Regions from separate parts of the Homo sapiens genome. Here region 2 is linked to region 1. The links are chromatin loops, found by intact Hi-C in ENCODE. Cell type or tissue: prostate gland. All regions are shown on one strand. Each heading gives the region's core, and the rest is flanking DNA. Links, peaks and the distances in the headings are about the cores only. Region 1 overlaps COL4A6 (collagen type IV alpha 6 chain). Region 2 overlaps COL4A6 (collagen type IV alpha 6 chain).

Region 1 (15,331 bases), core at 7,268-15,267:
AAGGAAACAGTTGGGCAGAGTGAGATATAACCAAAAGTAGATGACGGTGTGAAAGTTGGGAAGGTACAGAGGATGAAGAACCCTGACAAAACATGAGTCTTTAGTGAGCTGTGAACACATGAGCTGCCTACTCTCCTCCCTATACAGGCCATAGACTCTGGCCTGGGAGTTAGCACCATTATCTCCCCAGCAGCTGAAACCATCTCTCTTTGAGTTAAATGCTAGACAAGGTCTTCAGCCTGAGGTAGATGTGGGGTGAGGTTGCTAACAGTCTAGTGGATTTTTCCCACATGTGAATCCTCAGGTTGCTCTCTCTGACTCCAGATTTGTCTTGACAGAACAGGCTCAAGTACTAAATGTTGTACATAATTTATACCTCTAGGTGGTTCAAGCATCTCACTTTGAGCAAGGGCAAATTTTCTTATAAATCATTGTTTACCAGGAATTGCTGGCTCCCCTCTGGCTCTCTCTCCAGTCTGGAGCCCAAGATCAGCTATTTCCACATTGTTCTTACCTTCCTCCTATTGGACTTATCCCTCTCCCTCACCTGCATCCTCAGCCCCAGTACTTCTGATATATTTGCCAGTGCCCAGACCTGGAAAACCCCACCACCTGCTTTGCTTCCTCCTGCTCCTAAGCTGCCAACTATTGTTTGAGGAAGTTTCCTCCACACATAAAAACATGTTCTCTAGTGTCGGGGGAGCTCTCAGTGCTGATTGGTAGGCCTTCACACTTTTCTAACAATTGACATCCTGCCACATCCTCCATAGCATCTCCTTCTGGCCCTCCCCAGTCATCCTCGACCTCAAATACCTCCCCTCTCTACTCATGACCTCACTTCCTACATTTGTTGAGAAAATTGAGATCAATTTGAAATAGACATTCTCCACTTCCCTCTTACTTACCAAAATGTGTCCTGGGTCTTTTTCTTTATACATCTTCTACTCTCTAGTTTGGAAGAATAAAAAGCCCTCCTCTATCTCCAAGATAAACCCATCAACAGTCCTTGGGTTGAGAATCATATCCCTCCTGCCTTTCTATGCCTTATGGTATATACTCATGTGCATGCATAACTTCTCTTTTCTAACTTGGATTGAGAGTTCCTCAAGGACAAGGCCCATGTTGCATTCATTTCTGTGTTTCCAGCATGTTGCACCATGGCATAGTCAGCAATCAACAAATTGCCTGATTTATCTCTAAAAAATTGCCTCATCGATTTACTGAACCGATGAGTTGTCAGTGGAACAAGTAGACTGATTTGAGTTCTTTGTCCTTTGTGCATCTACGTAATTGATTGCTAAGGGTGCCACTGGGCAGCAAGAAGAATTCAGGGAAGAGTCAAGAGGATTCAATACACTCCAGACCCAGGGTTTTTGGTGGAGTTACATGACATTTTATCTGGAATTTTTGACCAAGAATTGACCTATCACTTTATTAAGGGAATAGTTGGAAAAGCTGCTAGACTCAGACTAAAGATCTTGCTCTGCTGCCCATAAACTGCATGGCCATGGACAAGTTAACCCCTGGGTCTCAATTACTTTCTCTAGTACATTGAGGACAGTGTTGTTATGAGCATTAGATGGAGTCATACATGTGAAAACACTTTGAAATCTGAAGCACTTCACCAACGTAAACTTGTAACTCTTAGACCTGATGCCACCAACAGCTCTAGAGCTTCTACTCTAACAATACCACAGCTGCCACCACCTCCACTGCCCATCTTTCCTGTTGCACACAGAACTTGATCTCATCTCAGCTTCCAACTGTCCATGATGGAAAGGGAAAATATATCACAAATGTGGAGATCTCATTCCCTTCCCATCTTTTTGCCTGCGTGTGTCTGTGCAGAGGGCTTTACTAGTCCATAGGGACTACTATATATTGATGTGAGGGTCAAGGGAAGGGAGCTGTGTCATCTCATCTTCTTGAGTTCAAATCCATGATTGTCTATGATAATCCATGATTATATGGCAGGCTATGCCAGAGTACCAGCAGGCCCTACCATTTTAGCAGGCTCTTGTGCCTGTGGGCATGTGTGTTTGGAGTGGAATGTGTATCCCTTTATCAGCATAGGTGTGCATATTAATGCTCCTCTGGTTCTAAATGAATACAGGGATGTGAGTTTGCATGGGAACAACACTGAAACTATGTAAGTAAATTGCTTCCCTCTCTTCCTTGCCCTTCCATCTCAGAGCTCCCTGAGTTCTCTGACAAGGAGGTCCTGACATAATTTCTTTGATCCTACCCTTTTTTTACTCCTTCTATTTAGGGAATAGTAGTTGGTTGCTCCCAGTTACCTCTCACTCCCAAAACTTGGTGGCTTTTCACCAGAGAATCAGGGAAGTCAGCATTGATCCAGAAGCAATCAGCTCCCACCAGCTCAGTATTGGACCAAAGGTTGTATAGCATATCAATGATGGGCAATATATTATGTCAGAGAATAATGCCAAAAGTATCCCTTGTCTAATGGAATAGATACACTACAGCAAAAATCGCTCTGAAGTGAATTTCTGGCAAGTCCTGTTTCACTTTGATTTTTATTATAAAACCATAGCTGTGTTTTGCTAGAAAAACTAAAAGAAAAAGATTGGCTCCAGATTGTAATTAAACCATGTATTTTTAAATAAACCGTACATTTGTAATAATGTAGATCTAATCATTTTAAAACTGAAATGAGACTCCTGTGAAAGACAGTCAATTTGCTCCCAACTTTCACAGCTTTAAATTCTGCTCCTTTTTTTATTCAATCTTTTTTCTACTGAAAGCTCTTCCTTGAGGGTTTACGGCCTCATGAGTCTAGCAAATGAGGTTTGTTTGTTTGTTTGTTTGTTTGGTGGACAATTGGAGTTTGGTTATTCGAGTTTTTTCTCCAAAAGCAAAGTTTTGTCAGTGGAATGAAACTATAGCTCCTTTTCACAGGCATTGTCTCAACTGATGCTCAAAGCAACCTAGGAAATGGGTAGAGCAAGTAATATCCCCATTTTGCTGATGAGAAAACAAAGGCCTAGAGATTAATTAACTTTTTCAATATCATACAGCTAGAAGGTTGGAGCAGGGAATTGAATCTAACTCTTCTGCTTCAAACAGGAGACTTTTTTAAGAGGCAAAGGTGACATCAATTCAAGTTTGCTAGAAAATTTTCAAATCAAAATCATTCTCAAATTAAGTATTTAATGTTTTTCCAACAGGTATATTAGTTTTAGGTTAAATTCATCCCAAGTAAACTTGTATTTATTTTCTCATGCAGTCTGGAAACTCGGTACACACTGGGGATCTTTGTATAGACTGAATGCCCATTCCAAGTGATATGGGGGCTCATTCAACCATTTATAATAGTTACAAAGGTGTTTAGTTGTTCTGTTTTTATTTTTATGTCCAACTATTGATCATATTTACAGTTTTATGTGATTTTTTTATTCTTGCAATTCCCATTAAATATCACAAAAGGGAAGTTTGATATGGTTCCTGATAATAGTTTTATGAATGTGTTATGGAGGAAAAGGAGACCTGAAGATTCTTCCATGAATTTATTTGCCTCTATCTAGGCATCTCCACTTCATCCTATTTTAACAATTATTGACATTTCCCAGGGGTAAGGGAAAATATGACATGTCTAAAGACTAGTTCTCCAATTTCTGCTCAACCTAATGACCATCAAGTTAGCATACTGTGCCTATATTCCTTCTGCCACTAAACTAATATGCTAGCATTGGAGACTCATAGCACATCAGAATTTGTCTACCAGAGCCTAGATAAACTAACCATTACCCACTGACCAGGTAAGAAGACCACTTTAATTGTGGAACCAGAAGAAATCCCCCATCTTTTAAGTTCTAGGGAGTGCCATTCCTTGAAGTGCATCTTATTTCTTAATTTATTAATTATATTAGTACATTTCTATTAAAGAGTACCTATTCCAATGAAAAGTGTGGGTAAATTGAGATAAATTGCTTTGGTATCAATGAAAATAACAATATTTTCTCCGCAGTGTAGCTCTTACTGCTCCTGTTCATGGGTTTGTGTCTCTGCGTTCAGAGCATCATTCAATGCAGAGACAGTGTAGCTTGGTGGAAGAAACAGAGGCTTTGATATCAGCAAATTGGCTTCACCAGTTGCTTGCTGTGTGATCTCAGGCAAGTTCCTTAATCTCTCTGTATTTGAGTTTCCTCATCTGTAAAATGAGATTAATACCCACCTGTTGGGGCTGTTAAAAGAATAGAGGAGGTGAATTTAAGGAATAGCACTTTATAAACTCTTGGTAAAAGAAAGTTATTATTATGTTTTAGAAGAGAAATATCAGTAAACAGGTAGAAGAAATGGATGCAAAGTCTTGCCTAGCAAGAGTTAACTTTATCAGTCGGGATATGTCTTCCAAAAAATTTCAACATGCTGACAATAACCAGTGGAATGGGTGTATGTATCTTTGAAAACAAAACGTGTAGATGCATGTCTTCATGCCTGGGCTGGCTGCTTCAAACGCTGATTATAGATGAAGAACTAGAAAAGAAATGTGATTCCATTTGAGTGTTGAGGGGGAGACTCTGATACTATTTATTAGCTGTGGCAGACCTGAAAATTGCCTTTGCAAGACATCAGTCACTATGTATGTATGTATGTATGTATGTATGTATGTATGTATGTATGTAGATGGAAAGGGTCACTGCTCTTGTTGGTAAATTGTAGGTGATGTTAACATTATCAAGCTGATCCAAAACTTCTTGGGCCACAAAATAGGTCTCTATATCTGCATGATATGAGTCTTTACCTGCCATATGCTAGACACATTCTTCACCACCAGCATTCTTTCTTTTTTATTTACTTCTGCAGGCAATGCTAGTTCATTAGTGCTGTTACTAGGAGAGTGAAGTGTATGGCTCTATGGATACTCATCTCCATTTGTTTCAACAGAGAGAGCACAGAGTTGACTGGGAGGCTCTGATGTAACTCTTCCACTGTGCAGCTGTGTGACATTAGCCAGCCTATTGGCTAACTGCTTTGCAGCTTGGTGCCCTTCGCCTGCCTTGCAGATGTATTGTGATGATCCAAAGGAATGGTGAAAAGAAAACTGCTGTGAAGTTTAAGTATTCTACTCATGGGGGTGTTATTATTAGTATCTTTCTTACCACATTTCATTGCTAGGAGAAAGATCCCTGGCTACTGAGGTAAAGTTTGTTAAGTTCTTGCATTTCCCCCCAACCATCAGCTGAAATGAGAATTTCAGTTGTAAAGCAAAGACAAATTGTAAAAATCAAGCCACCTTGTTTCTAGGCTGGAGGTCAAGGATCTCTGCTCCCCCTTCTCAAAAGGCCACAAGGAGTTTTTTAGGATAGTGACATTCTTTTAATTCCATTTTGCTCCTAGCAAATGAGACTTGGAAGTGGCCTTCTCAAAGATTCCCCAGTGCATATTTAATTCTCTATTTTCATTCATTTCATAATTATGCATTTTCCCCACAATTATGTTTTGTGTGTCTACTGCACACCAAATACTGCATCTCCGGGGATATGGTGGTGAACAAACCTCACTCTGTTTCCTCAAATCTTCCTGTTTTGTGGGAAAAATGTGCTAAACATCTCCCTAGATGTTTGCCCAGGCATCTTAAATTCCACCTGTCCAAAGGTGAATTCCTCATCTTCCACCCAAGACTCTTCTTCCTCTAAGTTCTCTCATGTCATCAAAGAGATCCACTCGGTTGCCCAATCAAGAAACATTGGAGTCATCATTTGCACTTTCCTCTGTTTTGCTCATCAGTTCCAATATGGCACTAAATCCTTATAGTTTTTAGCCTCTGAAATATCTCTCAACTATGTCTTTTCCCTGTCTCCACTGCCATGAACCTAGTCCATGTCACCATTATTTCTCTTCAGGAGGTCATAGACCCCTCATGGGGTTCCCTGTCTCCAGTCTTGCTACTCCATCCACTCCTTTCCTCTTGTGGTGTGTCATAATGAGGAAGAAGGAGAGGTGCCCTAAGTCATAGTGATAAAGGAATGCTGAGGGCCTTTCAGAGATTGTGAACTCCAAACCTGCACAAGCCATAATCATTTGCTGAATAATAATACATCAATAACAACAAATAACTTTTATTGCACATTTAATATATGCAAGGTGCAATGCTAAATGATTTACAACAGGGATTCTCCAAGTGTGGTCTTTGATCCTGTAGAGTCAGTACCACCTGAGAACTTGTTAGAAATGCAGATTTTTAGACCCAGCCGGCACTACTGAATCTGAAACTCCGGAGCTGAAGCCCAGCAATCTGTGTTTTAATCACCTCTGCGTAAGTCTGATGCATGCTAAGGAGCGAAAATAATGATCTACTCGAATTTTCTTACTTAGTCTTCATAATTACCCTATGAAGTAGACACTGATATTATCCTCACTTGACAGCTGAAGAAATTTGAAGATGCCATTTGTCCCAAAGTCCTACGGTGGTGAAGAGGGAATTTGAATCCTAGACTTCTGAACTCTGAACCCTGTACACTTAGCTAGCATATCATCTCACTTCACTAAATTCTGAACCAAACTGGAAGCCAAACTAAAGTTTAAAACAAAACATGCTAATGTACCAGATTAAACACCTCAGCATCTGTAAATTTTTGTAGGTTATTCTCTATTGCCCTTTCTTACTGATTCTCTGTGATCTCACCTCTGCTCCAGCCAGACCCAGGCTTCTGACTGGCCCTCGCTTACAGAATTCGCTGATTCCCATCAACATGTTGTTCTTCATGTTTAGAATGCATTCACTAACAGTTTGTTGGGTCTTTCTTTGCCCCTCTGCTCCCTTGTCAATTCACACGTCTCTGAATTCCTCTTGGACTTGTGGTATATACAGTATAATTTTAAAAATGCATTGCATATGACTGGTATGGTTTGGCTATATTCCCACCCAAATCTCATCTTGAACTGTAGTTCCCGTAATCCCCACATGTCGTGGGAGGGACCCAATGGGAGGTAATTGAATCACGGGGCTGGTTACCTCCATGCTGTTTTCTTGATAGTGAGTGAGTTCTCATGAGATATGATGGTTTTATAAGGGGCTTCCCCCACCCTTCACTCTGTACCTCTCTTTGCTGCCACCATGTGAAGGACATGTTTGCTTCCCCTTCTGCCATGATTATAAGTTTCCTGAGGCCTCTCCAGCCATGCTGAACTGTGAGTCAATTAAATCTCTTTCCTTTAATGCAATGACCTTATCTCCAATACTTTTTGTGATATGGCCTTATCTCCCCCAACAAGCTTAAATGTTCCTTGAGGGCATGGGCCATGCAGTGTGTTTCTTTTGTGTATTGCCTTCTCAGCCCCTACATGTATATTCATACTTGCCAAGCACAAAACTCAGCATGAGATGAAAAGTGTTTAATTAGGTTGGTGATGGGCCATGCATCATCTGTTTTCAAGGGATAACATAACTATAAGTTTCATGAATGCAGAAACTATGTTTTACCTGCCATCTTAACCTCTGTGCCTGGCACAGAGTAAGTGCTGAATAAATCATTGTTGAATGGATGAATTCCATTCAGGATGAGAATCAAAGCCATTTCACTCAGAGATCTCAGAGAACAAAGAATGCCCAGAAACTACATTAGATGTAGACCATTTCTGTTTTCAAAGGCTCTAAAAGGTATTGTTTTAAAAGTCTACAGTGGATGTTGTATGAACTTGGGTAAGTCCCATTCTCTTTCTGCCCTTCAACTTCTCCATCCTGAACTGGATCAATTCCTGAGTCTTATGCAGCTTTCTTTTCAGTGATTCTGTGATCAGATGTTTCCTGATTGCACTCTATTGCAACTATCATAAATTAAAGTTAAAATTCTAAGGTCCCCCCAACCATCTGAATGGATCCGTCCTCTTGGCTAGGGGCTTTCCAAAGCTAACCTGGAAAACTAGTTCAGTCCATGTTAGGAACAAGGAACCAGACATGCCTCATTATACTCTCCTCCCTTTTGGAGTTACTGATAGAACAGACTCTTTACGTCTGAGAAGAAACATTTACCATCTATTCTCTCCGAAGCCTGCTACCTGGTGGCTTCATCTATTATGATATATCCTTGGTTTCCACAACCCCTTATTATAACCCAGACATTCTCTTCTATTGATAATAACTCTTTCGACAAATTGGTAATCAGAAAATCTTTGATTCCACCTATGACTTGAAAGCCCCCCCACCCTGCCCCAGGCTTCCAGTTGTCCCAGCTTTCCAGACTGAACCAATGTACATCTTACATGTGTTGATTGATATCTCATGTCTCCCTAAAATGTACAAAACCAAGTTGTGGCCTGACCACCTTGGCCACATGTTCTCAGGATCTCCCAAGGGCTGTTTCATGGGCCATTAGTCACTCATATTTGGCTCAGAATAAATCTCTTCAAATATTTTACAGAGTTTGACTTTTTCCTCAACACTATTTAGACTTCCAAACAAGATACTGCTGTACCTGGGCCACTGGCTTCTCAGTCATTTCTCAATCATTTCTCCACTCAGCAAACATTTACTGATGCCCACTGTGTACCAGGCATAGTGCTGAGCACAGGTGATTCAGTAAAGAGTAAGACATAAGCCCTGTCCTCAAGGAGTTCAGTCTGTTGGGAGGTATAGACACATAAACAGGCAACCTAGCCCACACATTGGGTGGGGGTAATCATAGAAAGCTCCCTGGAGAAGCTGATATCTTGGTTAGAGCCCAAAAGATACAGAAGTGGTAGCCAGGAGAGCAGAGCCATATACAAAAGCACATAAAAAGGCCCTGGAGTAGGAGGTTAGGAGAGAGTAACGCAAGATTGGAGGTCACAGACCATTTGGCAGACTGTGGCAACACTCCAGGCGAGAGATGAGAAAGACTTGAACTAAGACCATGGGGCTAGAGATCAATGAACAGGTTTCAGTTAGATTTTGGAGGTAGAATTCACAGTCCTTGCTAATGGATCGGATGTGGGAGATGAGGGAATGGAAGGGTCATGGAGGACCCCTGAGTTTCTGGCTTCATCAACTTTATGAATGGTGCCATTTACTGAGTTAACTCAGAAAAAGGGAGCTGGTTTGGAGAATGGGGTTGAGGAGAAGCCAATGTGGTTCAGTTTGGGGCATGTTGGGTTTGAGTTGGAATATTTATTTGAATAGATCTCTTATACGTCATTGACTATAAGGATCTGGCACAATCAGAAGAGAAATCTGGGCTGGAGGTTCAGGTTTGGGAGTCATTAGTATGTAGATTAAAGCCCTTCAGGAGGAAAAATAAACACTGAGAAGCCAAGTACCAAGGAGAACCAGGACACCATTGCTATGTAAAAGGAGAAATGCTCTCACAGATGTGGGGTACTGGCATACATGCTCATCTATTCCCAAGCACACATCTCTGCCCCCAAAGAGGGTCGCTCAATGATGTCTGTGCATCTCCAACTGAAACTTAAGAGAAGGAGCATTGGTGCCCAATCCTAAACTCTCCATTTTGCCATAAATGATGCCTAAAGGAAAAAGGGAACTAATGCTTTCATTCTATCTGCCAGGTGTTTTATATGTATTAACTCATTTAAATGCTGACAATAATCCAACGTAAGAGCTATTATTACACTTCAGCCCTTGATACTCAAGATGGTTATATCCCTTGCCCAAGGTCACATAACTTAATTGGCAGTAAGGAGACTTCATTTAAAGTGTACCTAACAGCACTGCATCACCTTCTACAATACAACTGGATCCTTAGGAAGGCCTGTGCACACCCTTCTCCCTTCCCTGCTTCATAAATACCATTTGCATCCCCTAGCTTAATGCTTTGCTTTACAAATCCCTCTGGGAAAAGCAAAGCTCTAAGTTGTCAGTCATTAACGCCTCAGTGGGAATGAGTTTCAGATTCTTCCTCAGGAACAAATGTTAATTTTATGGGAGAAGAACACTGGAACCTTAACGGAGGTATAAAAAGGCAGAAAGGGACTAAGTTATGAAAAGTCAGCCCCCTCCACCAGTTTCACCGTCCTGTCTAGTGTGAGGCATATGCTTTTAAGATTCTTCGATGATATATCTACATATGTCTACTACTTTATAGGCAGCCCCATTTCTGGGTCTTTTACCCTAGTTATCTGGGTCTGATCAGAGGCCACCTTAAACTTCACACTGATCCCAACTCACTGTGGTTGGCAGGAGGCAGCCAGCCTGGGCTGTGGTTGCAGACCTGCGGTTCCTGGCCTTAAGCACAAGTCCCAACTCATTCCCTTGAGAATTAGACCCTGATGTGCATATTTAAAATCCTGAGCAGATGGAAGCAGGAGAGCTCATTGGAAAGACTTGGAGGAGTTCCTTCTGCCCTGTCTGGGTCTATTTGCCAAAATAAATGACATGTATCAGAACAGGGCATTAGTCCAAGCCCATTGAAATTCTGCTAGCTGTCCAAACAGTGATGGTGTTTCAGATTGGTTCTGTGAAATGATCAGGGTTAGGAAAAAAGAAATAATGTGTGAGCATCTGGCTGCTGCAGCCTACTGATGGGGACAGTCCCAGGGGCGGGCCCAGGGTAGTGGAGGGGCAGCCTCAAGGACCCCCTAAGACATCTGCCACTGGCAAACAGGGAAACAGCCACATACTGGCAGCAGGTGGTCTGTTTAGTTCCATGCCGTTCCTACTAGCTACGTGACCTAAACAAGTCCTTCCTCTTCTCTCGGCCTTCCCCCTTCCCCCCGCCCCCCGCCCCATGTATAAAATAAAGCCCGGATTGAATGGTCTCTAAGGGCCTTTCCTGCTCGAACATTCTGTGACTTCTCTGACACTGGTTTGATTTCTTTTTCTCTGTAGAGGGAGAGGCCCACCTACCCACCTGCTTATCTGTAGTCTCTATGTTCTCACACTGACCTCTGCTGGCCATTATGAAAAATGTCGCTGATAGTGTCGGGGTGGGAAAGGAAAGGAATTCACCACTGATTTAGTTAATATTAAGCTTTAGCTGTATGGGTAATGAGGCAGAAATCCTGTGCATTAGAGATGAGGAAAAAAGATCATACAGCTATAAGCACAAAGTAAGCGTATCTGGATGACAAAACAACCCGCAGAAGAAATGGGTCTGCCTCTTTTTTTTCTCAGTCACCTTCATTTGTTCCCGGTGTTCTGTGCCAGTGTATGAAAGGACATCCATGGATGGGAAGGCTTTTTGTCTCATATCCTATGACTGCAGGCTCCATAAGAGCCTCACACCATGCTGAGGGGACAGTTCTGGATGAGCAGAAGCCTAGAAACTTCCCACAGGCCCTGCTTCTGGCCCTTGATTCAATGTGAGAGGTTTCAAACTGAGCTGCTGGCACGCCCGCCAACCCAAGCTGGAACCTGGGGCCAGTCCAGAAGTGCATGTTCCTCTAGGGGGTGCCTTTTCAAACTTCTATTTGGAAAAAGAATTAGAATTTAAAAAATATATGTGAGTTCTTTAGGAGAGTTCCTTTCAGCTCTCTTGTTGGAACACAGGGGTCAAGAAATTCTGCATGCCCACCAAGCCAGGAGAAAGGAAGCAGGCTGTGGGACCCTGTCTTTTCTACATGGAATCAGAGTTCCAGTTAGGCCCAGCCCTCGAGTTGCCTACCTCCTAAGTCTCCTTGCTTACCCTTGCTGATAAGCATGTGCTTGCAAAGGTAAGAGACCAGAGGTAGAGGGTGCCAGTCCCTGTGCCTATGCTGGGTGCTGCTGGGACTCTTCTCTCTAATGGTGTGAGCAGGATGGGACTGGGCCACATCACAACCTGCTCTCTCAGTAGCTGTTCAGTGATTTACTGTCCTCTTCCCCTTCCTTCCCTTGATGTGGGAAAACTTTTGTCAGGGCTTGGATTTGGGTCAAGCATTCAGTGCCCTGACTGGATCCTCTCTGCTAGTAATAACATGGCCTCTGCAAGCCCATCCTGCCCTCCATTCTCCCATCAAGCAGCTCCCTCCTCCTCAACAGCTGCTTCTTATCTGCCTCCCTTGTCCCAGCCTCAGGCAGGCAGCCCTGGCCTCATTCTGACATACACATGTTATCCTGAATGCTTCTTGATGACTTTCAGCCCTGAAAGACCGCTCTTCTCCCAACTCTCCCCTGTTCCCAAACCTCTGAGGGTTCCCTGTGTCCTGCCACATCACGACTTCGACTTTTCTGCGGTGCTTTCCAGGCCCGCTTCAGCTGGAACCTTTCCAATCAACCTTTCCAGTGCGGCCCATGACTTCCCCCAGCCATGGGCAAAATGTAAGCCTTCCACAAACCCTCCATTGCCAACTCTTTTTTCATGTTCCCACAGCACTTAGGCTCTGTTCCAAATTTGTACTGTTTGCTGTGATTTTGTATGCATTAGTCTTGAAACCTAGGCCCACATTTTCTTTCTTTTTTTAAAAAAATTATACTTCAAGTTCTAGGATACATGTGCAGAACGTGCAGGTTTGTTACACAGGTATACATATGCCATGGTGGTTTGCTGCACCCATTAACCCGTCATTTACATTAGGTATTTCTCCCAGTGCTATCCCTCCCCTTGCCCACCACCCCTCAACAGGCCCGCATGTGTGATGTTCCCCTCCCTGTGCCCATATGTTGTCATTGTTCAACTCCCACGTATGAGTGAGAACATGCAGCGTTTGGTTTTCTGTTCCTGTGTTAGTTTTCTGAGAATGATGGTTTCCAGCTTCATCCATGTCCCTGCAAAGGATGTGAACTCATTTTTCTTATAGCTGCATAGTATTCCATGGTGTATATGTGCCACATTTTCTTTATCCAGTCTATCATTGATGTAGGCCCATGCTTTCGACCTCCTACTCATTGTCAACAGCACCCCAGCACTATTTTTTAAGTACTGCTCTTTTTATATTATTAATATGCATTATACACACATATACATATATACACACATATTTATTGATTTTGTGAAAATCCCAATAATAATAAATAACAGAACCACTGTAAACAAAGTTCCAACAATGGGAGGTAGGAGCCTAAAAATTGAAAGTTTACTCCACCCCCATCATTCCCAGAATGAAGCCTGTTAAACAGTTTGCAACCTATCATTTTTTGTAGGCCACATGTTGGGTATTGGAAAAGGTTAAGTGGTAGGTGGTGCCCAAGAGAACTGCATTTCCTTGGACAGAGCATCTTTTACTTCCTTGCAAGGGTCGTAGGTCTTCGTGGGCCTGATTGACACTCAAAATTATACTCCAAAGGATCATCACAGCTGGTGGCCACTTGCATCTCCAGTACTTAACTGTAGCCACAGCATAAGGCATCTGTCCCATTTTCAGCCTTTTAAAAAGTAAGCCTTGAAGGTGAACAGTAAAGGGCATGCTTAATGGGCTTCTTTTCAAAGTTTTTCACAGATTTGTAGGAAATGATGGACAGTCAGTAAAGGGGCCAAGAGGTGGAGATGGGAAGCATTTATGAAAATGGACTTTCTACCTGATACGGTGTTGTGCTCTCTGAGAGGTAATGCATATTACTAATGGTTTTCATTTTTCTGCCAAGAAAATTCAGTCCCTACTGGGATTTGTTCTAAATGATAGACCAGCCTGCCTGTGTTGCACCCACTAGGGTTAATACTCAGTCTGAGTCCACTTTAAAATGTCAGCCTGAACTCTCAGACTTAATTGTTACAGACATTTTATAAGCAGGGCATTTAAAATCCTCAGGCTGTTCCCTCTTGCTATCATAATTGATACTTAATAGATATTCTTAGGCTTCTTGTATTTTACACATTCAACACTTTACAGATTGGAGAGGAGAGGAGAGAGGGATAGGAAGAAAGAACAAATAAGCAATTCATGTGTGTATATGTGCATGTGTATGTGTGTTTTCCCTGTGAATGTCTGCTACTAGGTGCAGTGATGGAGTCCTGGGATCTGCCAACGAAGATGAGCTCTTGCAGGTTTGTCAGCCTGTAGGTTTCTGGGCCCACTCTGGCCCCCTGGGGCAATGTTCTTTAGCCACAGCCATTTCTGGATTTCACTGCAAGCACATGGTTGGCCATTTGGACGTGAGTTATAAAATGTCATGATGCTCTCCAGCGCTCTGTTCTTTCACTATTTTGACAATCTGATGGATGGCCTGGCATTAACTAGGAAGAGGACAATATTATCCATCCTGAATAACTGATTTCCTAAGAAGTACAAAGTTGAAGGATCTTGGTGCACATGAATCTTATTAAATGTGCTTATAAAATGTGTTCTATCCAAATAAGCTTAGCAATCCCTAAAATAGCCTTTTCTGATCCGTGTCTGGAACTTTGGCGTGCCTCACAGATCTCTTAGCCAAAATTATTCAGTGAAGTTATGACAGTGCTCTTTGTGCGTGGGAAAATGAGAAGTATTAATGCTAAGTCCTCTATTGACTAATTGCACTCCTTCTGTCCACCTTAGGGACGACCTGGACCAATTGGAATTCAAGGCCCAACAGGTCCTCAAGGATTCACTGGCTCTACTGGTTTATCGGGATTGAAAGGAGAAAGGGGTTTCCCAGGCCTTCTGGGACCTTATGGACCAAAAGGAGATAAGGTAAGACCAGCAAAGCTTGATTTCTCTTTGATGCATGGGCCACAAATGTAAAGATCAGAAGTTCTCCATCCCAGTTCTGCTCATTTATGATGTCATTCCTGAGTAGTTTGGTGCCAGGCTGCATTTCTGCATTTTTTTTTTTGAGACAGAGTCTCGCCCTGTTGCCCAGGCTGGAGTACAATGGCGTGATCTCGGCTCACTGCAACCTCTGCTTCTTGGGTTCAAATGATTCTCCTGCCTCCACCTTCCAAGTAGCTGGGATTACAGGTGCCTGCCACCAGCTAATTTTTGTATTTTTAGTAGAGATGGAGTTTCACCATGTTGGCCAGGCTGGCCTCAAACTCCTGATCCACCAGTCTCAGCCTCCCAAAGTGCTGGGATTACAGGCATGGGCCACCATGCCCCACCCAGGCTGCATATTTTAATAAGAGATGGGATGGGTGATGGCCTGCCAATGGATCAGCCCACTTCTGGAAGGACTCCCATAGCAAGCACACCATAAAGTAAATGTATTAGCTGCTTGCTAAACAAGTGGGCTCACTGTGGTAAGAAGTCAGGTGGGTTTGAACTGTACATGGACCGGAAGTCCAATCACCTGGGCAGCACAGATCAGGAATCCAAGCAAGGATACAGGGAAGAAAGGGGTCAGAGTGCTTAGAAGCAATCTAGGCCACAAATATAGGGAAAGAGCTGCAAGAAACGAGAGTGATAATGTCATGGTGGCAGGCTGACTGTTCAGCAGCTCAGTTTATGTTCCCTGCCTACTTTAATCACCTTCTATTCGCCCTGTTGGTGAGGGAACGATTCCCTCACTAGGATCATGGGGATGACTAAAGATATGACACCT
Region 2 (15,331 bases), core at 3,704-11,703, 47 kb before region 1:
TTGAAAATTCTTTTCTTTAAGAATGTTGAATATTGGCCCCCACTCTCTTCTGGCTTGTAGAGTTTCTGCCGAGAGATCCGCTGTTAGTCTGATGGGCTTCCCTTTGTGGGTAACCCGACCTTTCTCTCTGGCTGCCCTTAACATTTTTTCCTTCATTTCAACTTTGGTGAATCTGACAATTATGTGTCTTGGAGTTGCTCTTCTCGAGGAGTATCTTTGTGGCATTCTCTGTATTTCCTGAATCTGAATGTTGGCCTGCCTTGCTAGATTGGGGTAGTTCTCCTGGATAATATCCTGCAGAGTGTTTTCCAACGTGGTTGCATTCTCCCCGTCACTTTCAGGTACACCAATCAGACATAGATTTGGTCTTTTCACATAGTCCCATATTTCTTGGAGGCTTTGTTTGTTTCTTTTTATTCTTTTTTCTCTAAACTTCCCTTCTTGCTTCATTTCATTCATTTCATCTTCCATCACTGATACCCTTTCTTCCAGTTGATTGCATCGGCTCCTGAGGCTTCTGCACTCTTCATGTAGTTCTTGAGCCTTGGCTTTCATCTCCATCAGCTCCTTTAAGCACTTCTCTGTATTGATTATTCTAGTTATACTTTCGTCTAAATTTTTTTCAAAGTTTTCAACTTCTTTGCCTTTGGTTTGAATTTCCTCCTGTAGCTCGGAGTAGTTTGATCGTCTGAAGCCTTCTTCTCTCAACTCGTCAAAGGCATTCTCCGTCCAGCTTTGTTCTGTTGCTGGTGAGGAGCTGCGTTCCTTTGGAGGAGGAGAGGCGCTCTGCTTTTTAGAGTTTCCAGTTTTTCTGCTCTGTTTTTTCCCCATCTTTGTGGTTTTATCTATTTTTGGTCTTTGATGATGGTGATGTACAGATGGGATTTTGGTGTGGATGTCCTTTCTGTTTGTTAGTTTTCCTTCTAACAGACAGGACCCTCAGCTGCAGGTCTGCTGGAGTTTGCTAGAGGTCTACTCCAGACACTGCTTGCCTGGGTACCAGCAGCGGTGGCTGCAGAACAGCGGATTTTCGTGAACCGCGAATGCTGCTGTCTGATCGTTCCTCTGGAAGTTTTGTCTCAGAGGAGTACCCGGCCATGTGAGGTGTCAGTCTGCCCCTGCTGGGGGGTGCCTTCCAGTTAGGCTGCTCGGGGGTCAGGGGTCAGGGACCCACTTGAGGAGGCAGTCTGCCCGTTCTCAGATCTCCAGCTGCGTGCTGGGAGAACCACTGCTCTCTTCAAAGCTGTCAGACAGGGACGTTTAAGTCTGCAGAGGTTACTGCTGTCTTTTTGTTTGTTTGTGCCCTGCCCCCAGAGGTGGAGCCTACAGAGGCAGGCAGGCCTCCTTGAGCTGTGGTGGGCTCCACCCAGTTCGAGCTTCAGGGCTGCTTTGTTTACCTAAGCAAGCCTGGGCAATGGTGGGCACCCATCCCCCAGCCTCGCTGCCACCTTGCGGTTTGATCACAGACTGCTCTGCTAGCAATCAGCGAGACTCCATGGGCGTAGGACCCTCTGAGCCATGTGCGGGATATAATCTCCTGGTGCGCCGTTTTTTAAGCCCACCGGAAAAGCGCAGTATTGGGGTGGGAGTGACCCGATTTTCCAGGTGCCGTCTGTCACCCCTTTCTTTGGCTAGGAAAGGGAACTCCCTGACCCCTTACGCTTCCCGAGTGAGGCAATGCCTCGCCCTGCTTCGGCTTGTGCACCCACTGTCCTGCGCCCACTGTCTGGCACTCCCTAGTGAGATGAACCTGGTACCTCAGATGGAAATGCAGAAATCACCCGTCTTCTGCATCGCTCACGCTGGGAGCTGTAGACCAGAGCTGTTCCTATTCGGCCATCTTCGCCTCTATACCTTTCAACCAGTGGTACTTCTTTGAAATTCTCTAAGATTTTGTTTGGACAAAGGTTCCATTGCTTTCGAAAATTTCCATGTTATTAATCTAGTCCAGCTTTCTCATGATACAGATGAAGAAACAGAGCCCCAGAAAGTAAGGGAATGTTTGAGGTACATAGCCAATTAAAGGTTGAAATCCTCAGTATCCTGATTCTAGTGATCCACTTCCCCATGCCACCTAGCAGCCAAGCAGCAAACACCTTTAAAATGGCAGAGTGGCTTGCTGCCTTAGGAAGAGCCACCTGCCTTAGGAGCAGGAAGAAGTTGCCTTTGGTTATCCTGAGCCAGGTGCTCAGGTCTGCATTACTCTAGGAGGTCAAAAAAAGGAGAGATCAGTAAGGGATGTAGTTTAGCCTTCCATTTTGCTGCCCTCAAATGTCCTCATCTTTCACAGGGGATAAGAGTACCTAGCTGGTAGAGTTGTTGTGAGGATTAATCTAGATCACACATGCAAAGTATCTGGGACATAGTAGGTGCTAAATAAATGGTAGAACTTAATACTATAACTATTTCTTTGGAACATAAAGTGCCTATCTTCTAGCTTTGTGGCTCCCAATTATTCTATAAGCAAAGACAATGAGAATCTGTGAATCAGAATCCAGGTCCAAAGTTTACCTGGTTTACCAGCTAAATGTCAATTTCATGTCAGTTGGTGGGATCAAGGAACAGCCTTAACTTGCCAGAGAGCTTGGCATGCTTTGGCAAGGTCTGTGCCCTACTCTGCCAGAACAAAGTGCTAAAAAGAAGATGTGGTATTAGGGCTTGTTTAAGACATAGGTCTGGAAAATACAATTCTTTGCTTTGCCTCTCATAATCTGACTGGCATAAATGAGGGAGATAATTGTCATAAGGGATGGTTGTTTTTCTTGGATAAATTCCATTCTTGAGAAATCACGAATGAAATTTCCTCACTTGGAACTAACATTTGTATACATTGCTACAAAGAGATCTAAACAGGAGGAACCTTCTGTTTTAGAGAAATGGCCTGGAAGACATCATGGATGGCATTGCCTGCTTTCATAGAGTATGTGCTTCCTGTTTAGTGTCTGTGACTTTGGCTGGGGAATTTTCCAAGGCAAAGGTTACATTTTGGGCTTGAACTTCAAAGCTCTACTCATGTGCACCCGTATGCCAATCTCAGTCCCACACGATTGATTTCCTCCTGAAGGCATATGTGCTTTCATTTGGGTTTCGGCCTTGGAGACTTCAATTCCAGTGTTTGTACTCTGCTAATTCCCCCTTAGATTATACATTGCATCCCCTCTTCTTTCAATTGCTTTATCTCCTTTGAGCAGTGATCCTGATTTATTAAAGGTTAAACAGTTTACCCCAATTGCCCAGTTAGAATGTGGCAAGAGCCAAGAATAGAAACTAGGTAATATGACTCTAGAATTTGGGAGCTTAACCTCTATACTCTATTGCTCAGGGATTTCAAAAGCAAGAGGAAACACCTCATGGCTGGTGGAATCAAGAATTAACTCATACAGGATAGAGCAATGGGCTTTGTGGGATGCATAGGATTTTAACAGAAACGAAGCAGTGGAGTAATTTGAGTGTGCCATACAGATAGGAAAACACAGGATAAATATGGGCCAGGGTACTTGGCTTGTCTTGAATATAGGATTGCTTGAAGGAGGTATTGGTAGATAATTCCTTGAACATAGTTGAAAGTATCTTATGGAGAAACTGTTTTGATAGAATGAACTATGCTTAGTTTTGGAAGCAATAGAAGGTTCTTCCTTTCTTCCTTATTTACCTTTTCTTCCCTTCCTTCATTTCCATTTTTCTTCCTTTCCTCCCAAGTAATACAAGTGCTTTATAGAATAAAAACTATAAAATTTCAAAATAGAATACCACTTGAAAGCAGGGATGATTAGTGTTAACATCCTAATGTATATACCCCTAGATTTCTTTCTTATTAAAATATATTAATATAAAATAATTCTGTGCTATGGAAGACAAGATTCTAAGACTCCCACCCCCGCCTATATGACCTGTATAATTCCCTCCTCTTGAGTGTGGGTGGGACCTGTGAATATGATGGGATATTGCTCTCCTGATTAAGTTATGTTACATGGCAAAGGTGCTAGAATAGTCATTCCCATGATTATATTATAGAAAAATGTCCAGCTGGCTTTGAAGAAAAATCTTCATGCTGTGAGAGGGCCATGTGGCTGGGACCTGAGAGTAGCTTCTAGGAACTAAGACTCACTCCCAACAGGCAGCCAACAAGAAAACAAGGACCCTGGTCCTAAAACCACATGGAACTTAATTTTTCAAACAACCAATGAGCTTGGGTCACAGTCCTGGCTGATACTACAATTTTAGCCAGTTGAGTGTATTAACTATATTTTCTTATTTTCTGTATTCCTGATGCTCTGGCCTCTGGAGCTTCACTGAATGGGAAGAGATTCTCCACGGCTAGCTGTATCTTAGAGACAGCAAATAACTTGCCTAAGACCATGTATTTCATATGTAAGCCAACTAACCCAGAGCCCACACTCTGAACCACCTCCTGCGTCTGGTTCTTACATACCAGAAGGCAATATTCTTCTGCCCTGATCATCGCAGAGCCAGTAACCAGGAAACTAGAGACCATCCTTATACCCAAGACCCACTGAAATCATTCAAGCTAGCCAATCCAAAACATGCTTATCCTGCCTTGCCTTTCCCATGGAAACCACAATAAAGGCTCTGGGCCATGCTTTCTCCTCACTTCTTCTGCTTCCTGACTGACCCTGGTGCTTCCCCATGTAGCCCCATGTAGCATGGCAAGCTCCCTCCTCTTAACTGTGAGCAACAAAACAGCTTTTCAGTGGCACTTATCTCTTGCTCTGTAGACCTCATCATACCTAATTAATAATAAAACCTACATTTCAGGACAGTGAGAGTTCCTAAGCAGAGGGCCCAGCTAAAACATGTTCACACTTCCTGTTCATGGAAACTGTGACAATAAATTTGTGTTGTTTTAAGCTGCTAAGTTCATGGAAATCTGTTACACAGCCATAGAAAACTAGTACACATGAAAAAAAATTATATATAAACATACTCTATCTTTCTCTAACCTATGTGTTCCCACTTAATATTAGCATGTATATCTCCATGCCATTGAAAGATTTTGAGTAAAGGAATGGAACAATTGAAGCTGAGATTTGAAACAGCAGTAAAATGTGGGACACGTGAGAAAACATGGCAGGAGATTATAGAGATCATCTGGATCCATGGTACTCAGCCTTGGAATCACCTAGAAACACTTTTAAAATACAGATACCAGCTTCATCCATGTCCCTACAAAGGACATGAACTCATCCCTTTTTATGGCTGCATAGTATTCCATGGTGTATATGTACCATATTTTCTTAATCCAGTCTATCATTGATGGACATTTGGGTTGGTTCCAAGTCTTTGCTATTGTGAGTAGTGCTGCAATAAACATACGTGTGCATGTGTCTTTATAGTAGCATGATTTATAATCCTTTGGGTATATACCCAGTAATGGGATGGCTGGGTCAAATGGTATTTCTAGTTCTAGATCCTTGAGGAATCGCCACACTGTCTTCCACAATGGTTGAACTAGTTTACAGTCCCACCAACAGTGTAAAAGTGTTCCTATTTCTCCACATCCTCTCCAGCACCTGCTGTTTCCTGACTTTTTAATGATCACCATTCTAACTGGTGTGAGATAGTATCTCATTGTGGTTTTGATTTGCATTTCTCTGATGGCCAGTGATGATGAGCATTTTTTCATGTGTCTGTTGGCTGCATAAATGTCTTCTTTTGAGAAGTGTCTGTTCATATCCTTCGCCCACTTTTAGATGGGGTTGAGAACACTTGGACACAGGATGGGGAACGTCACACACCGGGGCCTGTCGTGGGGTGGAGGGAGCGGGGAGGGATAGCATTAGGAGATATACCTAATGTAAATGACGAGTTAGTGGGTGCAGCACACCAACATGGCACATGTATACATATGTAACAAACCTGCAAGTTGTGCACATGTACCCTAGAACTTAAAGTATAATAATAATAAAAATAAATAAAAAAGAAAGTAAAAAATATATATAAAATAAAATACAGACACCTAGAACTCACTACTCATAGATATTTTACTTTAATTAATCTGAGATACAACCTGGGAATCTGGTATTTTAAATCTCCCCAGATGACTCTAATGCAAAGCCGAGGTTGATAACCATTGGCAGATAGAAGTAGAGAGTGCTATCTCGAATTAAAGTTGTCCTACTGAAATAAAAAATGAGAGATGGGTTAAAAAAAAAAAGCATTTCTGGAGAAGCCACTGATAACCAAACAGTAAGAAGACTGGGAATCCTACTGCTTATCTCGCTTTTGTTGTTGTTGTTGTTTGTTTTGTTGGTTGATTGCTTGGTTTTAATTAAATTTCCACTCATCTCATTTTTATTATGAAGAGAATTTTCATGGGGAGATAGAAATTTGAGGCTGGCTATGCATACATGGAGTGACAGGATTGTTGAGGAGGTCTCAAGGAACATTTTAGGCAAAGGAAGTGGTTTGAGTAAAGTCTCAAAAGTGAGAATCAGTGTTCTAGGTACCAGCCTGAAGTGGGTTGACACAGTGAGTGAAGTTCGAGTAATAAGGCTGCTACACAGAGGCTTTGATGCCATAGGAAACCAAGAGTCATTCATATTCCTTTAAAAGAATGAGAACGAACTGATTTTTCTAAACAGTAGCTCAGCAAGATGACCTGAGTGCAATATAAAGAAAAGTTAGAGAAAACCTAGAGGCCAGGAAGTTTATAGGCTGTTACAGTAAGCAAATCATGAGGGAACAGAGCCTAGACTAGGGCAGAGCAATGGAAACAGAGAGGGGCAGGACAGATCTGGAGATGGACCTGAAAAAAAAGCAAATGTGAAAGACCTATTGGATATGGGAGTGAAAGATGACAGGGGTTGCACTTGGGCTTGGTACAAAGGTAATAAGGAATTTGATTTTGGCATTTTGGTTAGAGGAAGGGTAAACTGGTTAATTAGCTTTCAGATGTTATTGTGTATACCCGAAGGCAGCTGGATAATACAGGAAATACATCCACTGTAGACTCTCTCTTGCCCAGGGTAGCTGGATGAGGAATGGATTTCACAAGAGAAACATGGTGTAAATATAGTAGTTAAAAGTAGTTTGCTTCTTTCTCCCTCACTGTAAAAGAGAGAACTTCCTTTGGACTATTGCATGAAGTGAGAACAATCACAACCGCCAATAGAGTATGATTTTTTTCCCTTTATAGACCCCCAAGGTAGAACTTTCTAGGTCCATATCTGGTTATGATTTGTGTTTTTCGCTGGGGTTCAGGCCTTGGCATGTGACATGTAAGCTGGTCACTCATACCTGGAGCAGCAGATGGTTGTTCCTCCCTCCCTTTTATGGCTGAGTCTGCTCTGAATCCTTAGGACTGTAAATTATTTACTCTTCATCTGACTGAATCCATTTAATATTATTTCTTAAAATACCCCTGCCTGCACTCATATTTACTTATACTTTTCTTGCCAAGATTTTCTAAATATCCTTTCTGATATTTATTTTATCAGTGGAAATACTGGCCTGACACAAATTTTGAAGTAAATTGTGAAGCATAGGATCATCTTTAGTCAGCCCAATGGGATTTTTAAGTACCACTGTCCCTCTCCCTTGGGGGAGTCTTGTACCACAAACAATGGTGTGAGATCCTGCTTTCCATCAAGAGTTTATTGGTTAATGAAGCTTGTGGCTGGTGTGGTTTTCCTGTGTTTAGCTTTTGGAGCTCTCAGAAACAGTTGCTTGGAAGAGAGCTGGCAGAATTATTGCCCAGCAAACTTGCCGGCCACAGCCCACAAGACTTCACCAACGCTGACAAATTTTATGGCTGATTTAATGAATAGAACAAGTATTTGAATAAACAGAGTAAAGAGCTGTTGGCATCCTGCTCCATCGTCTGAAGAGGTCTGAAAGTCTTCTCATTAAACCATCCTTACTATCTCCTTTTGCTCTAAGCCGCGTTGCCTTTTCTCAAGTGCCTGAACAGGAACTCATGGGCAACCATAGCTTTGAGATGAGGTCATTGGGATGGATCCTCGGGACTTAGTGCCCCTAATTTTAATTGAAAGGGAACTCTTTCAATTAAAACCTACAGGAACCAAATATGACCTAATTCTACTTTACTTTAGCATTCCAGGCCTTTAAGTTACTTACCCACTCTTAGAACAATAATTTGTACAGTTTTTTGTGTAAACCTTTGAAAAAAGGTTTGAAAATTTGAAAAAGGACTCATTCTTTAACACATTTAAGATTCATACCACCTCTATGAGTTAATGTATCAATTAGCTGTCACCATGTAACAACCCACTCCAAAACCCAGTGGCTTCAGACAATTACTTCTCACCAGTCTGCGGGTTTGCTGGGCATCAGTCAGTCTGGACTGGGCTCAGTCATTAGTCCAGGTTACCTGATCTAGGCTGGGAGTGGCTCTGCTGCATGTGTTCCTCCTTCTCTTCCTAGGACCAGTGGGCTTGCCTGGGCAGATTCTTTTCATGGTTACAGCTGACATGCAAGAGCAAACAAAAACATAGAATGCCTCTTAAAGCATAAGCTTGTAACTGGCTCACTGTTTTCTTCCATATCATCCTATCTGCTAAAGCAAGTTACATGATTGAACCCAGAGTCAATGAATGGGAAATATACTCCACCTCTTTTATGGAAGGAATGAGCCAAATGACATGGATAGAGTAGGGGGCAAAGAATTGGGGGCAGTAATGCAATTTGCCACACTTAGAAGGGGCAGGTATGACAGTTTCCATTTTACAGATGAGAAACCTGAGACTCAGAAAGCTGAAATTATTTGTTCAAGGTAACACAGAAAATTTGGACAGTGCTGGAATGCAAACCCTACTCTCAAGACTTCTCTGCTTTTTGCCACACTGAATTCCAAGATTCCATAAGAGGCTGTATGAACTAGTTAAAGGCCCATGGCTCCAAAGGACAACTCCAAGGATGACTCCTTGTGGCCTGCTCCTTTTTTCTTTTTATCTTATGTCCCTGGGTTTTGGCCCATTTGCCTCCTTCATAGTTGTCACCTACTCTTCCATTTGAACCTGTTTGAGGTAGGGGTTGGTTAAAGTTCCCCTACTAAAACACAAATTCTTCCACCCCTGAAACATACATACCAGTCTCTCTATTTTTAATAAAAATTGATTTTTAAAAGAAAATCCAAACGTCACATGATAATTGAACCAGAATGGCCTCAAACACCAAAATACTATAGTTCTTTGAAGAATGGGAGTATTGTAATCATCTGAAATGTGTCAACATGCTTATTACTGACACTGAGCTTCACTTAAATGTTAATAGGTCTGAGCTAGTTTTCTGTTAGCCCTTCCCTGACTGCCTTTGTAGAGTTCCTTCAATGGCCCTTGAATTGTGAATCTGCCCCATCCTGCCCAGTCTGGTCTGAGTCAAATTTTAGACCGAGTTGCTCAAATCTAGCTTGAAAAGATTTGAGCTAGTATCTCTGAGATCTCAAGTCATTATCTGTGAGATTTTTTCAGGTGTGAGTCTCCATGGCAACTCTATGCCTCTGGTTTTCAGTACATTTGCACTCTTAAATCTGGCCTCCAGCATCCTACAGGTAGAAAATATCATTGGATCTTAAATTTACCTCCTCTAGGTTTCCAGCTGATCTGCACTGACAGTGTGCTTTGCTCTCACGAACCTTCTAGACAAATGTCCTCATGAGTGCAGGCTCCGAAAGTCCCTTCCTTTTCATTGGCACAGTTTGCTTTCCTGATCTATTATTTTTTTTTTGTCTGCAGCACAACTTGCAGCTACTGAATGATATGGCTGGCCGGCTCTACCATTTCAGTGAGGTTCTGCCTAATCTCTTTTGATTCTAAGGGGTAATGTGGCTCAGCCACAGCAAGGAGGCTGAGTTCTGATGTTCTCTTTCCCCATACTTCTATGGAAGACTGGAAGACAGATTACTTGCAGTGATTTCTGGAGGCAGAAGATAAGCAAGTGGCCTCTATGATGGTAGAACCAAGAAAGAATGATCATTGCCCTTAAGCCTTCAGAGATGACAGCTAAATCCAGAGGGAAAATAAATAGGGATAAGATTGTAAAAAAAGTTGCTGCTGGAGAAAAAATAGCTGCTGCTGATAAAGAACCTCAATAAATTCAAACAATGTCTGCGTTTGGCCCTCAAATGTCATGCTGGCTCATTGCTCGGGAGAAAGAGCCGTACAACTACCATGTCAGAGGAGATGAGGAAGCAAAGAAGTCTGACTAAGGGCACTGCCATGGATATTCTTGCCCCTGCTTTGGAACAATCTATCATTGGATTGTGGAGAGGAAGCAAGGAGGCAGCTGGCAGTGTGACACCACGTGCTATGACTCATGACTGTTTTGCCTGATGGTTGGCAACATAGTATTGGCACAGTTGTGGGCTCTAGAGTACCTGGGCCTGAATCTCTATTGATATGTGCCATTTGGCAAATTTCTAAACTCTAAGTCTTAGCTGTCTCATATACAAAATGGGCATAATACATCCTCCCTCATATGGTTGTTGTGAGGATTAATAAAACAGTGTTTATAAAGTGCTTGGCACAGTGCTGAACACATAGCAGTAAATAAATATTAGTCATTATTAATATTAGCTGATGCACATTTGGGGGCAATTTCAAGAAAGAATTGATTACAATAGTAAATTCAGACTATGGCATCTATTGATTGTTCCTTTTTAAATGAACCATTTTAAATACAGTAAAAGCCCTCCTCCCTGGCCTCTGCTTAACTTCCTTTATGGAGTAAGTCGATGTTTTTCCTTCCTATTGGAATATACACTGGCCAATGCTCAGGGCACAATGGAAGCTCATGGGCAGGTAAGTTACTTCTGGTGAACACTTATATTTCTGCTTCCACACAACAAGTTGATCACTTACCAAAAGTTAGCTGTGTTTTTGCCAAGCCCATTTATGGCAGTTGTACTCGTTATTACAAGTAGGTAATTTAATGTAAATTTGTGAAATATGAGTATAAAAAGAAAACTATTATTTTCATGAAAACTAAGTTCAATGCTTTGGAAAGACTTACTAAAGAAAAGTTGCTTTTGAAAACTGCCATATTGTTAAAAATAAAACAAAACTGAAAGTGGAAATCAAATGTGATGCATTAGGAATGTAACTTACGTGAAAAAGAGTCTGTGAAATCCCAGGGTGTGGCCTCACGCTCAAAGAAAAGGCCTTGGCCTTACAACACATCACCAGAGTGGTGAATGAATGTACCTTTGTGTGTTTTAGGTTGAAATAAAATGTTTTATGTATGTATATACATGTGTGTATGTATGTACATGTGTGTCTGTATTGTTTTATATGATTCCTCACTTTAACAAATTATCACTTACTCTAAGGGCTATTCAAGAAAGCTTCTACTGTATAGTCAATGTTCTATGTTAAGTACTTTACGTGCTGTGGGCTTACAAGAAGGGAGCACAGTCCAGTAGAATGTATTTACCGATTTATGGATTGGAGCTTGTGGTAGGCAGAATAATGCTTCCCCTTCTCAAAGATGTCCACATTCCTAATCCCCAGAACCTGGAGATATATCATGTTATTGGCAGGGGGCAATTAAGGTTGCAGATGGAATTAAGGTTGCTAATCAGATAAACTTGAGTTGAGGAGATTATCCTGGATCATCTGGATGGTCCCAATGTAATCACAAGGGTGCTTATAAGTGGAGGAGGTAAGCTGAAGACAGTGTGTCAGAATGGTGTTAGGTGACAAAGACTTACCCTGATGGTGCTGGCTTTGAAAATGGAGGAAGAGGCCACAAGTCAAGGGATACAGGCAGGCCCTAGAAGCTAGAAAATACAAAGGAATGGATTTCCCCCTAGGGCCTCCAAAAAGAAATGCCATTCTGCCAATAGCTTGACTTTAGCCCAGCGACATCCATTTCAGACTTGTGACCTAAAGAATAGTAAGATAATAAATAAATTTCTTTTGTCTGGTTTTAAGCCCAGGTTTGTGATAATTTGTTATAGCAGCAATAGGAAGCTAATACAGAGGTTGAGTCAAGTTGATGACAAAAAATCCTATCCCTAAATCCCTATTCCAAATGTACTCACAGGATATCTAGGCTCTTCATGCTTTCACATGCCCTAAACATAGGATTTACACTAATATCTGGGTCTAATCTTAGTAGCACCATGTTCATTAAGTCCATACCATTTGCCAGGCAATATGCTAAATGCTTCAGCAAATTATTGTTATATGCTGTTTATAGTAATGCTTAAATATATTCTGTTTCAGAATTCTATACTTACATATTATATGCTATTTATAGCATATAACAAATTACCACCAATGAACAAATTACCATTAGTGAACAGCATAGACATAGGGCATGTCTTTATTGAGCTTTCAGGTTTTGCCCAAGTACACGTTTTGAAATGAGAAAGATAATAGTGAAAATAGCCTGAATATCTTTATATTTCAGGAAAGATAATAGTGAAAATAGCCGCAATACCTTTATATTTCAGGACTGAGGAACACCTGCAGTGTTTGGGGGTTTTTTGATCTTTTGTAAAACAGAAGATTTAAGCATTACTAGCTCCATTCTTCCTTTAGTCCTTTCCCTCAGTTGGCCTGTGATTGTGACTCTGGCATCTGCTCTTTCACCTATTTCCCCATCCCACCAAGTGATTTTCTGAAATTCTGTCAGCACAGTCTTCCAACATCAAAATAGCAGCAAAACAGATATTTCCACCAAGGAAAAGGAAGCACTCTTCCCTCATGCTCTATCTTCCCAAGGTTCATTTTAAGCCAAGTTCACTTCAAGCTTTCCACTGCACTCATATATTTTCTTGCATTCAAAATAAACCACCTCATCAAACCAAAGTCTCTCCCAGTTATCAAATGCAGCTTATGTCTGCCTCCAAGGATGCCCTCCCCAGCCCTAGCTGCTCACCTTTGCCTCTATAGTACATATAGTTCTGAGTCATGCATTAATATCCCTTATTATTTACTGTGTTGTTTTGTTCTGTTTTTTTTTATGTATGTCATCTGCATTTTGACATTTTCCTGACCAGATATCCCTTCAGTGGTTTCCCACTTCCTTCAGGATAAAGTCCAAACTCTTCATCATAGCACTCTAGGTCTTCATGATCTGGTAGCCCTGTCTTTCTCTTCCAACTTCATCCCGTGCCATTATCTCTCTCTCTATCCTCAGCAGCCATTCTGATATCTTCAAACATTGCCATGTTCTCTTTATCCTCTGGACCTTGAACACACTATTTCGTCTTCCTGAAATAGTGTTTCATCAACTGTTTCTTTGTCCACTCCCACCTCTACCCTCTCCACTTGGCTTCCTCACCCAACAGTTCACAACTTGAATATGACTTACTGTAAAAGTTACCCTTGTATTAGACCTCCTTAGATACTAGCCTCCCTCAGACACGTAATCCCTTAGCACCATGTATCTTTGCAGCCCCAGGCATTTATTTGTAGTACTTAATAACTTGTAATTATTTAGAGTTTTTGTCTTCCTCTAGATATAAGTTCCATGTTTGTCAAAAAAAAAAACTGAATAGGTGAATGAATCAATGAATTAATAGTCTTTTAGTCACAAGTTTTTAAATTGTTTGCTGTCACTCTCCTCCAACTAGAATGCCTGATTTTCAAACCCAAACCCAATTATGATTCTTTAGATCCAGAATCTGCATTTTAACAAGCCCCCCCTAGATCATTATGATGCTGAATGTCCAGGAATCATCTTTTGAAGAAGGCTAATATGGATTTTGAATGGGATGTCAAAGCAGTATAGGGACCTCTCAAATAATAATATCAAGTACCACTGATGGTTACTGTTTGTTTGCCAGGTACTGATCTAAGAAGCTTTATAGAAAGACATTACCTAATTTAATCCTTTCTTCTAGCCTATGAGGAAGGTACTATTGTAATCCCCTATTTTGTAGATAAGAAAGCTGAGGTTAAGAGAGGTTAAGTAATTTGCTCAGTGTCACACAGCTAGTAAGTGATGGAGTGATTCAACATATTCTGCCTCCAAAGCCCATGCTCTTTCCCTTAATTCTAGGCTGCTTGTTCCTCACAGAGTTTTCCTCATTTGCAGACTTCAGGATCCTTGGCATGCTTAATGTGCACTTACCTCTCCAGTCCTATTAGAATTACGATCTGTTGCCTTTAAAGATGCTTCTTTGTAGGTTACCAAGAGGCAAAAACTCTGTCTCCCTGCAGTTCTTTGTTCTGCACTTGTTGAAACAACAGGCCCCAGGGAAAGAAGCCCTTTTTTAGAAGAAAAAAACCATGTTCTTTCTTCTTTCCCCACATACCATATTAATTATCAAGTACAGAAGAAACTGCTGAAACTTCTGGCTCACTTGGCTCTTCTCCTCCAAAGCAGGAAGTAGCACAGCAAGAGACAAGTTTAATTCTGAAGCTCAAGCGCTCTCCTGCATACCATGGCCTAGGAGAAAGGTTCAGTGAACTCGGTATTAGTCCATGATAAGACAGGCTTCTATAAGGTAGAATGTTTATGGAAAATAGATTGGGATATACAAACAAGAACATAGAGGATCCCATCAGGGATTTGAGGTAAACATTAAGTGAACTCCTTTCATGTTTGGCCTTTCCTGTACACTTGGTGTTAGGAGGTCTTACAGAGGTCCTCTGTTAACCCAATATGTATACAGTAGATAAATTACTCTGCATAAAGCTTTCTACTTTTAACAGAAGCTGGGACTGAAAGTGCTTCACTGGGTAGTAGAGGTAGCTAGATGATAGATCTCTCTATTGCACCCACCTCCGGCTTTTACCTTCTCCTACTTCAGAACAGTGTCCTGGCAGACAATAATCTCGACATTTAAGTACTATCCCTAGAAACAAAACCCAGGAAGGACTCTCTAGAAGTCATTAACTTTCTGCCAGACTGGATCGAAGATAAAGATAGCAAATAGTAGTTGTATGCCCACTCAATGCATGGGAGTGGCTGCCTAGGACAATATAGTGAGAAGAATTATGAGGCCACATATGGGCACTATAGGGATTGATTATTGATGTCTGCCATGGACATGAAAACACGGAGGGTCAGCAAACAGGCTACCTTTTATCCATCCTTGCACCAAGCCAGTGGCTCCCAAACCTAATTGCACATAGAATTACTGAGAGCTATTTAAAAATATTGATACCTGGGATCTACCCCCAAACTAATTAAATTAAATTATCTGGAGGTGAGATTCAAGCAATCAGGCATTGGAGCAACAAAGGTTGAGAGCCACTGCTGTGCACAGTTGTAGACATACAGATGACTTAATTCAGTAGTTACCAAATGCATTTCTTCCAATCAGGACCTGCCAGGATGGCTTCATAAGAATTATGTGAGGAGCTTGTAAAATTGTGGATTCCTGGGACCAACTCCTAAA

The links. Peaks named below come from ENCODE experiments on the same cell type or tissue, not always from the same donor. Only the 100,000 strongest peaks of a DNase experiment are listed, where the experiment ranks them.
Region 2: it touches region 1 in a loop (2.3-fold over the local background); 1 of 110 quality-filtered maps calls a loop at or near these places.

The regions. Positions count from the first base shown.
Region 1 is chrX:108,220,393-108,235,723 of GRCh38, reverse strand. COL4A6 (collagen type IV alpha 6 chain) reads left to right here. Exons shown (of 45, transcript NM_033641.4): 4 at 14,350-14,484. Among named protein-coding and RNA genes, the nearest start is that of ATG4A, 140 kb to the right of the region's middle. In prostate gland, for the core only: a CTCF peak has its summit at 10,879 (motif pointing left); DNase peaks (open chromatin) are centred at 10,283 and 10,823; H3K27ac peaks cover 2,608 bases.
Region 2 is chrX:108,263,535-108,278,865 of GRCh38, reverse strand. All of the region lies in intron 3 of COL4A6 (collagen type IV alpha 6 chain), which reads left to right. Among named protein-coding and RNA genes, the nearest start is that of COL4A6, 170 kb to the left of the region's middle. RefSeq lists an enhancer at 7,438-8,637. In prostate gland, for the core only: no CTCF peak of the experiment used is centred there; a DNase peak (open chromatin) is centred at 8,385; H3K27ac peaks cover 1,312 bases.